2 separate regions of the Mus musculus genome follow, and region 2 is linked to region 1. The links are chromatin loops, found by intact Hi-C in ENCODE. Cell type or tissue: gastrocnemius. All regions are shown on one strand.

What was found. A loop is a pair of places that touch in the nucleus more often than their neighbours do. Peaks named below come from ENCODE experiments on the same cell type or tissue, not always from the same donor. Only the 100,000 strongest peaks of a DNase experiment are listed, where the experiment ranks them.
Region 2: a loop joins it to region 1, with 2.2 times the contacts of the local background. A loop is called at or near these places in 15 of 42 quality-filtered maps.

The regions. Positions count from the first base shown.
Region 1 is chr13:69,609,658-69,612,157 of GRCm38, reverse strand. Srd5a1 (steroid 5 alpha-reductase 1) reads left to right here and starts at 695. Exons shown (of 5, transcript NM_175283.3): 1 at 695-1,191. The coding sequence starts at 911. It overlaps Nsun2 (NOL1/NOP2/Sun domain family member 2), which reads right to left and starts at 142. Exons shown (of 19, transcript NM_145354.5): 1 at 1-142. The coding sequence starts at 65. In gastrocnemius, no CTCF peak of the experiment used is centred here; DNase peaks (open chromatin) are centred at 161, 533 and 1,081; H3K4me3 peaks cover 1,608 bases; H3K27ac peaks cover 1,155 bases.
Region 2 is chr13:69,532,693-69,535,192 of GRCm38, reverse strand. It overlaps Tent4a (terminal nucleotidyltransferase 4A), which reads left to right and starts at 1,329. Exons shown (of 13, transcript NM_198600.2): 1 at 1,329-1,705. It overlaps A930018O16Rik, which reads right to left and starts at 878. Exons shown (of 1, transcript XM_011244606.3): 1 at 1-878. The coding sequence starts at 878. In gastrocnemius, no CTCF peak of the experiment used is centred here; DNase peaks (open chromatin) are centred at 440, 1,052, 1,469 and 2,463; H3K4me3 peaks cover 2,500 bases; H3K27ac peaks cover 2,323 bases.

The sequences.
Region 1 (2,500 bases):
GCGTCTTCCTCGCCCTCAGGCTGCGGCGGCTGCTGGAACCGCCGGCCCCGCGCCCGCCGCCCCATGGCCCACGCGGCTGCACACGCGGAGCGCACACAGCGACCCACCAAACCGCACGCACGCTGCACTTCCGGCTGCATCCCGAGGACCCCGCGGCTGGGTCCTAGCAGAGGCAGTCAAAAAATATGCCTGAAAGACACAACATGCTCCCGCCGAGAACTCACGCAAAAAAAAGGGTGGTATTCCTATAGAGAACGTGTTTCCTCAAATCAACCTTAAACGCCACTGAGCGTGAATCTCCCCGTCTTACACAGAGACTCAGGCACCTGCATGGACGACCTGATCGTAGCGCGTGCGCAGAGAGTCATGGAGTGTTGTCCGATCTGTCGCTGTCCGGGTTAGACTGTGGAGGGGCGTGGTTGCAAGTTAGGCGGGGCGGAGCGAGAGTCTGTTTCGAGCGAAGAGGCGGGGTCTTTGCTGTGTAGGCGGGACTTTGTGGGTGATGCGAGGCTCTGGTGCTCCGCTGTGGCGCTGAGGGGGCGGAGCTCCGGCAGAACTTTTCGCGAGCCAAAGGAGCTCTCAGCCAATGTGTGTAGCGCTCCAAGATCGGGCGGGGCTCTGAGGAGCGGGGCTCGAGACTAAGGCGCCCTCCCCCCGAAGAGGCGTGGCTCCCTGTGTGGGCGGGGTTTTACCCAATCGTTCTCTCGTTTGGATTACGGGCGGGAGGGTATCTTCTGGTGGTGCTAGCCTGTGCTCCTGTCTCCGCCCGAGCAGGTGGCTCGCCCCTCCCCTGGGCAGGTACACCCTGCTGGAGCGCTGGCCCTTGTGGGCTGCTCTGCGCCCTCCTCCTGAGCTTATATGTGGCTCCACTTGGACATCCGAGCATGGAGCACGCTGCTCGACCTCAGCTATGGAGTTGGATGAGTTGCGCCTACTGGATGCGCTAGTCTACCTGGAGGGTTTCCTGGCTTTCGTGGCCTTCGTGGGGCTCCAGATGGTGGGCTCTTCCTACGGCCGCTACTCCTCGCAGTGGTCCGGCCGCCGAGTGCCCGCGCGACCTGCCTGGTTCCTACAGGAGCTGCCTTCAATGGCCTGGCCGCTGTACGAGTGCATCCGTCCTGCAGCCGCCCGACTGGGCAACCTGCCTAACCGCGTCCTGCTAGCTATGTTTCTGATCCACTACGTGCAAAGGTAATGGTCTTCCCTCCTGCGCTTGCTCCCGAGGACCCGCGGCTCAGAGACTTAATTCCGAAATACAAAGGATTGTCTAGAAAGGGAGGTAGAAAGGACCGCACAGAAGCGGTGGAAGTTCGTGTCTGGTCAGGGATAGTGGCACAGTGGTCCGGATTTCTTCCCTGCCCATCTGCAGACTCCGCCCTAAGGAGTATCTGCGATGCCATCCAAGCTGCATTTCTACTGTTTCCCCCTTGGGGAATCTATCCCTGGTAGCCTGTCCCATAGCCAGGTGACCTAGCTTCAGCTTGCTAACAACCTACTCTGGAACCACTGTGGACCCCGAATGTGGACTGGAGCAATTTCAGAGATGTTTTGCTTTCTCTGTGTGAGATGGTATGAATCTTTCCCAGGAGGTGTTATGTGAAAAATGTTTTAGTGACCGCCTCAAGTCTTTGGGTTTTCTAATAAACTGGACTGGACTGTCTCTAGGTCTTATCTTTAACTGACCCAACATTTATTAATAACGTTTAAATGTTTTCATCTAGATTCTGAAAAGTGCACAATTAAAAAAAAAAAAGGATGTCTCTATATCTAAGGAAGTTGAGTTCTGTGACATTTGGGACATGGGAAAGTCTCTTATCCTCTCTGATCCTAAAGTATTCATTTCCCAGAGAGGCTGGGAGAATGCATTGTTGTGTTAATAGCCTCTGCTTTCTTAAATCCAGTGAGGAGAAAGAATGAGTTTCTAGATCTATTGCCCAAAGTCCACTGTGGCCACTATGGTACATGAGTTGATTGATCTTTTGCTGTTTTGTTTTGTTTTGTTTGTTTTTTCAAGACCGAGTTTCTCTGTGTAACAGCTTGGCTGTCCTGGAACTTACTTTATAGACCAGACTGGTCTTGAACTTTCAGAGTTCCACCTGCCTTTGCCTCATGAGTGCTGGGATTAAAGATGTGCACCGCCACCATGCAGGGCTGGGGAGTTGATTTTTGACTGATTTCTTGTCAGTATTAATGCAGGCCCTTTATATGAGGGCACAATCAACATACAAGGAAGACTGAGTTCTGTGTAACCCAAATTGTTGATAGAGTATTCCAGAAGCTGAGGAGATGGCTCAGCAGGTGCATAGCCGTTCAAGCCCAAGGACTTGAGTTTGCATCCCACACAAGATTCTGCAATACCAGTGACCCTGTAGGGAAATGAATGCAGAGATGAGAGAACCCCTAGGGCCCAGGAGCTAGGTAAGATGGTGGTATACACAGCAGCGAACAACAGGTAGAAGGTAAATACCGACAGCCGAAGGTGTCTTCTGACCCACATATA
Region 2 (2,500 bases), 77 kb after region 1:
CGGAGCCCGGATGCAGAGGCCCAAGGACGGCAGAGGCAGAGCGGGCACCCGCTGGGCTGGACCCGCACACCAAACGCACAGGACACCAGAGCTGCTTCCGGCTTCACGGGCCGTGGCGCCCGCACGCGGCGCATGCCAGAGCAGGCGCGTTTGGTGGAGCGCGTTGCGAGCGACGGGCCACGCGTGGCCGGCTCTGCCCAGTCACTCCACCGTACAGAGCACGCGAGGAGAAGGCGGGAGGGCGGGGGCTCGACCCGGTGCAGTCGCAGCGGTTTCGTTTTCCCAGGCGGTCCGCGACCGCAGCACACCAGCCGGCGCGGAAACTTCCACCCGGCACGCTGGCGTGTCTGCGCACGCGCAGCGCGGCCCACACAGCCCAGCGCCGACCCGCACCCGCCCCTCCGGCCCCGCCCTGTCTGTCTGGTCTGCATGCGCCCGCGCCACTGTCTCTCCGCCGCCGCCCGGAGCGCGCAGTGCGCAAGCGCGGTAACCAAGGCGGCGCTGTCTAGTGAGGATTTGAAATCCCCGCGCGTGCGCACTGCGCCGCGGCCCGCGAGGGAGGCCGCGCCCCCGCGCCGCCGCCCCCGCGCCGCCTCCCCGCCCCTCATTGGAGCTGAGGCGGCGGCCCCCATCCCTCTCCGTTCCCGGCCGCCGCCGAGGGCGTCTTTCCGCCGCCGCGCCGCAGGAGCGCCGTGACTGACTGACGGCCCGACGCTCTGGGCCCGCCCCCTCGGCCGGTCACCGCCCCTTCGATGGCCTCTCCCTGCCGCCCGCACGCTACGCCGCCGCCGCCGCGGCCCCCTCGCCCTCCCCGCGCCGCCTGAGCCACCGGGACCGCAGCTGCGCCGCGCGCCCCACCGAGCGCCGCCCGCGCCCATCCGCGCGCACCGGAGCGCGGCCCAGGCCCGTCCGTCCGTCCGTCCGCGCGGCCGGCCCGGGGCGCGGCGGGGCGGGGCGCGGCGGGGGCGGGGCGCGGCGGGCGACGCGGGCCCCGCGGGGGCGGCGCGTGGATGGATCCGCGCGTGGCCTGGATCCAGCCGGAGCAGAAGGGGCCGGCCAATGCCCTGTGGATGCAGATCTGGGAGACCTCGCAGGGCGTGGGCCGTGGCGGCTCCGGCTTCGCGTCCTACTTCTGCCTCAACTCGCCGGCGCTGGACACGGCGGCCGCGCCCGGGGCGGCGGGGCGCGCAGCACCAGCAGCAGGAGGCCCGGGGCCGGCGCCCGCCGCCTCGTCCCCGCCGCCGGCGCCCGGCCCCGCCGCGCTGCCCCCGGCGCTGCTTACCGCGCTAGGGCCCGCGGCGGACAGCGCAAGACGCTTGCACAAGTCCCCGTCGCTGTCGTCGTCGTCGTCCTCGTCGTCGTCCAACGCCGAGTCGGGCACCGAGAGTCCCGGCTGCTCGTCGTCGTCCTCCAGCAGCACCTCGCTCGGCCGCGCCGGCAGCGGCCGCACCTTCTTCAGCTTCGCCGACGGTGCTGCCCACGCACACCCGGGCCCACGCGGCTCCACGCCCGCCGGCTCGCCGCCGCAGCACCAGTTCCACCCGGGTCGGCGGAAACGCGAGAACAAGGCCAGCACGTATGGCCTCAACTACCTGCTGTCGGGCAGCCGCGCGGCCACGCTGAGCGGAGGGGGCGGCCCCGGGGCCCAGGCGGCGCGGCCCGGCACGCCGTGGAAGAGCCGCGCGTACAGCCCGGGCATCCAGGGGTGAGTGCGCCCGAGCCGCGGGGCTGCCAGCGGCGCGGGCACTTTAAAAACTCCGTTGGATCGAGATCCACCAGGCAGGGGGGATTGACAGTTCGGGATGGAGGCCTAGGGCTAGACTAGAAAGTGGTTCCTTTCTTTCCTCTGCTCCAGGGCAGGGAAGCAAGGGCTGGCTGTCAGAGTGGGAAGCGTTTACGCGTGTTCTTTCCTGTAGGCTAAATCCTGTATCTTAGTGTAGTGAGGTTGAATGTAAAAAATTTTTGTTCCCTTTTTTTGAGACAGTAGGTTTTTGGTATTGGTGCAGTTTAGCCATCAAGTGAGGTTTAGAAGTGGAGTCTTGTGTGTGTTGAGGTTACCTCGTACGTTTTAATTTTGGGCAGACGTTCACAGAAAGACCGTCACCTGGGGTTTCTGAAAACCACCTAATAGTACTCAGGTTTTTTTCCTGTGAACTCACAGGAAGGTGTTTTCATTTAAAAATTTTTCCATAAGGCTCAGAGGACCTTAGCGGTTTAATGTCCCCAATGACAGCAAGGTGGGGGTGTTGGTCTGGAATTGCCCCAGGTGAGACTTTTCTAGTATGAAGCTCTTCATTCAACCTATTGGTTGAATTTCTGAACATCTAGAAACAAAATAGTGGTTGTGTAGTCTCAAGACTGGTGAGCTTGATTTGCCTCAGTTCCTGCCGCTCTTAAAGGGCGTCTAACCTCCCCCCCTCCCCCTCACTCCAGGGAGCGACATCCCCAGTTCAAGTCCACCCGGGTGGTTGCTAGGCCCTGGGACTCCTTTGAGGTAACT